Linked DNA regions of Homo sapiens: region 1 is linked to region 2. Evidence: chromatin contacts called from ENCODE Hi-C or POLR2A ChIA-PET data. All regions are on one chromosome and are shown on one strand. The core of a region is the stretch at or near the end of the contact, and the rest is flanking DNA. Distances in the headings are between cores, read along the strand shown. Region 1 has its middle 20 kb from the start of ERICH3. Region 2 overlaps ERICH3 (glutamate rich 3).

Region 1 (3,447 bases), core at 814-3,313, 41 kb before region 2:
ACCTAAAGGAATATAAATCATTCCATTATAGACACATGCACACATATGTTTACTGCAGCACTATTCACAATAAGCAAAGATGTGGAATCAACCTAAATGCTCATCAATGATAGAATGGATAAAGAAAATGTGGTACATATACACCACAGAATACTGTGCATCTATAAAAAAGAATGAGATCATGTCCTTTGCAGGGACATGGATGGAGCTGGAGGCCATTATCCTTAGCAAACTAACATAAGATCAGAAAACCAAATACCACACGTTCTCCCTTATAAGTGGGAGTTAATAATAAGAACACATGGACACAGAGGGGAACAACACACACTGGGGCTTGTCAGAGTATGGAGGGTGGGAGGAGGGAGAGGGTCAGAAAAAATAATGGGAACTAGGCTCAATACCTGGGCAATGAAATAATCTGTACAACAAACCTGTAGGACATAAGTTTACCTATGTAACAAACCTGCACATATACCCCTGAACTTTAAATAAAAGTTAATATATTTGTGTATGTATGTGTGTGTATATATATACATACATATGTATGTATACACATTTAATCTGAAATTTAAATTGTATCACAGAAGAACACACAGAGGTGTATATATACATGTTTGTACATTAACTGTAAAGTAGAAATTTGACATTTGACATTTGGATCAAGTATGAAAAAGCTGGTTTTATGTGCAATCAAAGCTTAGCTCTGGGCACCTGCCATCTTACTTCAAAGTAAAGCTTATTTTTGATTATTCAGAGAAAAAAAGGAATTAAAAAATAAGTAAAACCAATCTATTAAAAATTATTTTTGTTTATTATTTTATTTAGGTGAAACAAGAATCTACTTCTTTTACCCTTTTTCAATTTTTTACCTTTAAAACTTTTAACAGCCTAACTCACATTCTAAATACTGAAAGTGCATAACATAGGTCAGTGTTAATTTTTTAAATGTCAATTCAACTTAGTAGAAAAAAGCAATTGATGTGTTTCAGTAATAACTTCCACTTGTTTTAACTTGTTATGTTAGCACTTGCAATTCTGTTTAATTGGCATGTAATTTAATTGCCACATAAGTTATTTAATTATATACTACAAATGGGAAAAGTTGTTTATAGGCAATCATATCTCTTTTGTTAAAATCTGGAATACTAGATGTTCGTCAGTCTTGTGCTTATAGGTAATTCCTTCATGCTGATTATTTGCATTGCCTGATTGAGTTATATCACATATTAACTCATTCTGTCATTGTTTCTAGAGGGGTGTATATTTATATTTTAGTAACAAATTCAGACAGTTAAATTTCAATCTACTTTATTATTAAAGACAAAGGCACTAAGACCTGTGTTTCTCTCTTCATGGAAATTACAATATCACAATAATTCACAGATGTTATTTCTTCAGGCCAGGATGCCTTACTCTCTCTCCTTTCTTTGCCTAATTTCAGTATATTACTTTTGAAGGTTTACCGTAGGTGTTACTTTTACTTAGAAGGCTTTTCTGACCTCACTAATGATCAGGTGGCTTTTCTCTGTGTTCCTTTCAGTACCGTAACAATATAGGATGAGACAGAACTAGGGTATAGTCTTTATTTTTCAGTAGTGTGGCAACCTTGGACTCTAGCAGGATATCCTTGGAAAGCCTCAGGTTTTTTTGGTTGTAAATCAGGGATAATAGTTACTTATTTGATTGTTATGAAAGATATATTAAACAAACCTTATTATGTTTTTGCCTGATGCCTGGCACATAGAAAAGATTTGAAAAATCTAGCCGCCTTCTACTTAATGTTCAATAAATAAAGATTGAATGAATTAATGGATTACAATTATTTATTGACATTTGACTCCCACTGTTCTGTTCATTTATTCAGGAATGGGTCTGTGATCTTTTGCCTCACATAAGATAGAAAATAGTACTTTCCTCATAGTAAGTGGTTGACAAGTTGTAAAAACCTTTTGCTTTTCCATCTGACTAAATCTTCCATAAATGTTTCAAGTAAATATTACTCATTTAACAAGTATTTGTTAAACCCTTACTCTGAGCCAGACATTGTTCTGCAGGTAGGTTATACTTCAGTGACAAATACTCTGGTTTCATGGAATTTGCATTTCAATGGAGAAAGACTGACAATAAGCAGATAGACAGGCAAGTACACTGTCCAGCGACGAGAAGAGCTACAAAGAAACATGAAATAGAGCAAGGGGTCAAGAGAATATCAGGAGCAGTTGCTATTTTTATGCAGCATAGTCAGGAAAGATGATATTTGAACAGGAGACCTAAAGGAAATGAGGAAGTCAGTCCTGTGGACAGATATCCGGATACAGAGCTTTCCAGGCAGAAGGAATAACAAGTATAAGAAATCTGCTTTGGGAGGCCGAGGCGGGCGGAACACAAGGTCAGGAGATCGAGACCATCCTGGCTAAGACGGTGAAACCCCGTCTCTACTAAAAACATAAAAAATTAGCCGGGCATGGTGGTGGGCACCTGTAGTCCCAGCTACTCGGGAGGCTGAGGCGGGAGAATGGCGTGAACCCAGGAGGCGGAGCTTGCAGTGAGCCGAGATCGCGCCACTGCACTCCAGCCTAGGCGAGAGAGTGAGACTCCATCTCAAAAAAAAAAAAAAAAGAAATCTGCACTTGTGTCTCTTAAATATATAACAATTTTTAAAAACTTTAAAAGAAACTTTGGCATTCTAGCATTCGCTATACAGGGTGGCAGGCTAAGATGCTCCAGTAGATGCTGAGACCCAGTAAGTGGCAATCCACTCAAACCACTCACTATTCATCACTGGCAGTCATAGGAGGGTATTCAGGAAATACACAATCTAAGCTGGGTTTTAACAAGACCACTCTGGCTGCTGTGTAGGGAACAGACAATGGAAGACCACTTAGAGGCCACTGCAATAATCCAGTGAAAGATGATGGGGCTTTGGTGTAATCTTGTGTTTGAAAGAAATATCATAATCTAGCCCAACTCAGTCATTAAGCTGATGACATTAATTCATTCATTCAACAGTTTATGTATCTTGTAATATAACACATTGTATCTGTAATTCTTAAGGAGATATACCTGTGTGGTCTTATTCAAAACGGAGTAAACATTTCTGTAAAACCAATAGTGAAATTTGTATGGCTATATGAAATAAAGTTTAATTTTAAACCATCTTTCCAATGATGATTACCTACATTGAAAAATTCAAATATACTTAAAATAGTTTTCTTTCATTTTTTAACATCACAAGATAAACTAGTTTATCTCATATTTTCATCCACTTGGCTACATGTAAAGCATGTCCAAACTTGTAGGAGGCTGAATTATAGACAATTACCCCTTGCAGGTTTGATATAGGACACTTGTACATTGGCAATACTGCTTATTTACATGACCCTCATGGAAGCTCATTATTTTGTAGATCAGGATGTGGTAATCATTCCAATGAAGAAATCAATATTA
Region 2 (3,528 bases), core at 707-3,206:
CCAAAATTCATATGTTGAAACCCTAATCCCCAATGTGATAGTATTTGGAGATGAGGCCTTTGGGAGGTAATCAGATCATGAGGGATTGGTGCCCTTATAAGAAGAGACACAAGAGAGCTTGCTTCTCTCTCTGTTCTCTCCCATATGAGGACACGATGAGAAGACTGTCATCTGTAAACAAGGGAGAGGGTCTTCTTCAAGAACCTAAACATGTTGGTACCCTGATCTTAGACTTCCAGCCTCCAAAAATAGTGTTTGTTTAAGCTACCTAGGCTATGGTATTCTGTTAGAGCAGCCCCAAAGAAACTAAGAGAAACAGTAGGATATACATATCCTACTGTAGGATATACATATATACATACATATATATATATACACATATCCTACAGTAGGATATACATATATACTGTTGGTACTAACAGTAGGATATACATATCTAAAAATGTGGAAGTGGCTTTGGAACTAAATAATAGGTGGAGGCTGGAAGAGCTCTGAGGTGCATGCTAGAAAAAGCCTAGATTGCCATGAGGCAATTTTTAAAGGTGATTCTTGTGAGGACTCAGAAACGAGAGAAAACCTCCATCTTCTTAGAGACTACATAAACAATAATAAACAGAATATTGGTGGAAATACAGATGGTAAAGGTCATTTTAATGAGGTTTCAAATGGAAATGAGGAACATGTTATTTGAAATGGGAGAAAAGGCAATCTTATAATAAATTGACAAAGAATTGGCTGAACTGTGTTCGTATACTAGTGTTTTTGAAAGGCAGAAAAATTGAGGCAGAGGGTCACTTGTTCACAGTTATGGAGCCAGTAATGGTGGAGCCAGAATTGAACTGAAGCTAGAGTTGGCATTTCTCTATCTCTTTTCATCCCCAAAGGTAATGTAGACAGTGTGGGGATGGGTAGTACAGGGAGAGATGAGGGTAGAGTTACAGGGTGCTTCAGGCCAGAAGAAATAACATTATCAATGTGATCCATAAAGAAATATTGCCTTAGGTTTTCCTAAAACTGACTCACATTAAGCAATAATCTTGTTTTGGAGCTTTTCCACTTTAGTAAGATAAAAGAGCTGTAATAGTTAGATATTGTTCATATTACATGGGTCTAAAACAACTAGATGAGACTATGTATGTGAGAGTGCTTTGTAATCTGCAAAATGGAATATGGATATTACACTCCTTCCCCAGCTCAGGATTCAGTGCCTGACATGGAGATACTTGGTAATTAATTAGCTTATGATACGGGAAGAACTCTCTCTCTCTCTTTCTCCTCTCTCTCTCTTTCTCCTCTCTCTCTCTCTCTCTCGTTCTCTCTCTCTCTCACATACATACCCAGACACAGACACACACACACGTGCACACACAGTGTGTATCTAGTGTGTGCATCTCCCCACTAGATTGGGAGCTCCATGAGTGCAGTGTCTGTGCCATCTCTGTGTCCCTAATGCCTTACAGAATAACCTAAAATTAGTCATTAAACAATAAGCTTTTGTGATTTAAAAAAACTATTATAGTGCCTTTCCTTTTAGCTGGGATTTTTATATGGTAGACTATCTCTCTTTGGGATCAGGAGAAGGGATTGTTATGAATCACTGACTTTACTACAGAGCCACATTTATATATTACATGGTGGGAGGCAGGGTTAGAGGGTTAAGTGCTGAAAGGCCGCAGCTGGGAAGGTAGCACCCCGGTGACTCAGCTTTGGCTCCTCTAAACTTCAGGCCCTGAAGGATGTGGTGTGTGCACTGAAGTGAGGGAAACAGGAACCAGCATGGAGACAAGGTTGCTCTGTTTCCTCGGAGACTGTTTTCCCCAGTGCATTGAGCCAGGAAGTGGGTTTTTCCCCCACCTAGTGACCAGGGGATGGGTAGATAGTCTTGTTCATCACATAAAGAAACAAACGTGTTAGACTGGTCTGGCCAGTGACTTGTGGGTCTTGGCATGACAACATAGCCTGCGAGTAATATGGTCACAATGCCCTGGTGCTTGCTGTGACCAACGGAATCGATGAAAAGGGTGCAGTGGAGGATCACAGGCCTGAAGCAGCACGACCAGGAAGTCTAGTGTTGACACTGGATGCAGAGTGTAACATACAAGCTGCAACACAATCACCAAGCCCAGAGCAAGGTGACCTTAGTCAGCCCAGGGTTATGCCATGAGCAAGAAAGAAAAAAAAAAAAGAAAAGAAAAGTGAAGGGAGTAAGTAGCACTGAACGCAGAGGAAAAGGGTGGAATTTCAGAAAAGCTCTGCTAACCTGAGTTTGTGTTGGTCAGTGAGCTCTTGTAACTGGGTAAATGTGAAAATGGGCTACAAGCGCATATCAAGTACAGGTGAAAAGGACCAGAACAGAGAGGATCAGCCAGACCACAGTGTAGCTGACACTGGCCCACGCAGCATTTGACCATCTCCCTGGAAAGGAGTCTTGATGGTCAGAAAGATGGTCACATGTATATGCATGCAGTGGAAATGCTTGAATTGACCATTTTACCAAATCTGTATATAATTTACTTTAGAGCAATTTCTTGATATCAAACAATTTAGTAATGTAAAGTTTCAGTTAAAAAAATTCCAGCATTGTCTAAAAATGAAATAACTGAGCCGGTTATTATTCAGCTGTCCTACCAAGCTAGTCATATGGTGATAGTTGTGGAAGGAGTTGCTTACAAGTGGTATCCCAAGCAAGAACCCACATTTATTCCTAAATAGGAAAAGATGATGTGTAAAAAGGTTTCAACCCAACTGGACCTGCTTGACGATTTGTAAGCCTGGACAGGCATCGTGCACACATTTGTTAGTAGAAGCCCGAGAGAGCAGAATTAAAATCAGGTGCTACCAAAGCTGGCTAAGCAATTGTTATTAGGATCTAAATATTAAAGAAGTTACAGAGCCTGAATTAAGGAAGGGGATAATTTATCAGTCAATAGGGAAGTTGAGGTTTATGTGATCCCAACTTTTTGACCCCCACTTCATTTAATCGGGTTTTAGCACTCCCAGCTATTCCAAAATTATTGATTTTTTTAAGAAAAAACTTGAGCCTGAAAAACAGACAAAAGACTATATATGATATCACTCTAATGATTTATCTTAAGAATCTGTGAACTGTGGAATCATGATTGTTAGGACTGAGAGACACCTGCTCACCTTTCTGAAATGAGGAGCTGAAAAGATATTCTGAGATTTAGAAAGGGTAAGGTATACAATGTTGACCTTTTGGAGACAGGAAACCTTTGATGAACTATAGGACACCAAGGCAGTTCATTTAAAAGATGGTTTCAAAGCATTATCCGGAGCTGGTTTTCTATGTGCCTTACTGAAGCTCTTGGGTTGTCTTTTTACATAAACCTAGGGAAATAATGGCTTTTGCAGTTGTTCATATGTCTGCAACCCTCATGTGGCACCTTGGTTTCTAAGCTTTGTAACTGCTTTTCAGTCTCTTTTGAGGATGAAATTAAACTTTTCTTACTGTTTGGCAGCATGGAACTTTCCTGCGATGGGCTGTTAAGGAGAAAAGAGGCATGAAGG

Evidence for each region. A loop is a pair of places that touch in the nucleus more often than their neighbours do. ChIA-PET counts read pairs that join two places held with the same protein, here RNA polymerase II (POLR2A). Pooled maps may share reads with other maps.
Region 1: a map of PC-3 shows a loop between it and region 2 (6-fold over the local background). The contact joins two enhancer-like sites. A Hi-C loop is called at or near these places in 3 of 168 maps with a recorded cell type or tissue (MCF 10A, PC-3 and PC-9), 13 of 37 single-sample maps with no recorded cell type and 8 of 50 pooled maps. POLR2A ChIA-PET finds 5 or more read pairs at or near these places in 3 of 52 experiments (activated B cell and activated T-cell).

The regions. Positions count from the first base shown.
Region 1 is chr1:74,692,272-74,695,718 of GRCh38, reverse strand. No RefSeq gene overlaps it. Among named protein-coding and RNA genes, the nearest start is that of ERICH3, 20 kb to the right of the region's middle. Within about 2 kb of position 2,063, at least 2 of the 41 ENCODE cell types and tissues checked have a DNase peak (open chromatin) inside an H3K27ac peak, as active enhancers do; they include PC-3 and PC-9, where a contact is called at or near this core.
Region 2 is chr1:74,651,204-74,654,731 of GRCh38, reverse strand. All of the region lies in intron 1 of ERICH3 (glutamate rich 3), which reads left to right. Among named protein-coding and RNA genes, the nearest start is that of ERICH3, 21 kb to the left of the region's middle. Within about 2 kb of position 1,956, at least 4 of the 41 ENCODE cell types and tissues checked have a DNase peak (open chromatin) inside an H3K27ac peak, as active enhancers do; they include PC-3 and PC-9, where a contact is called at or near this core.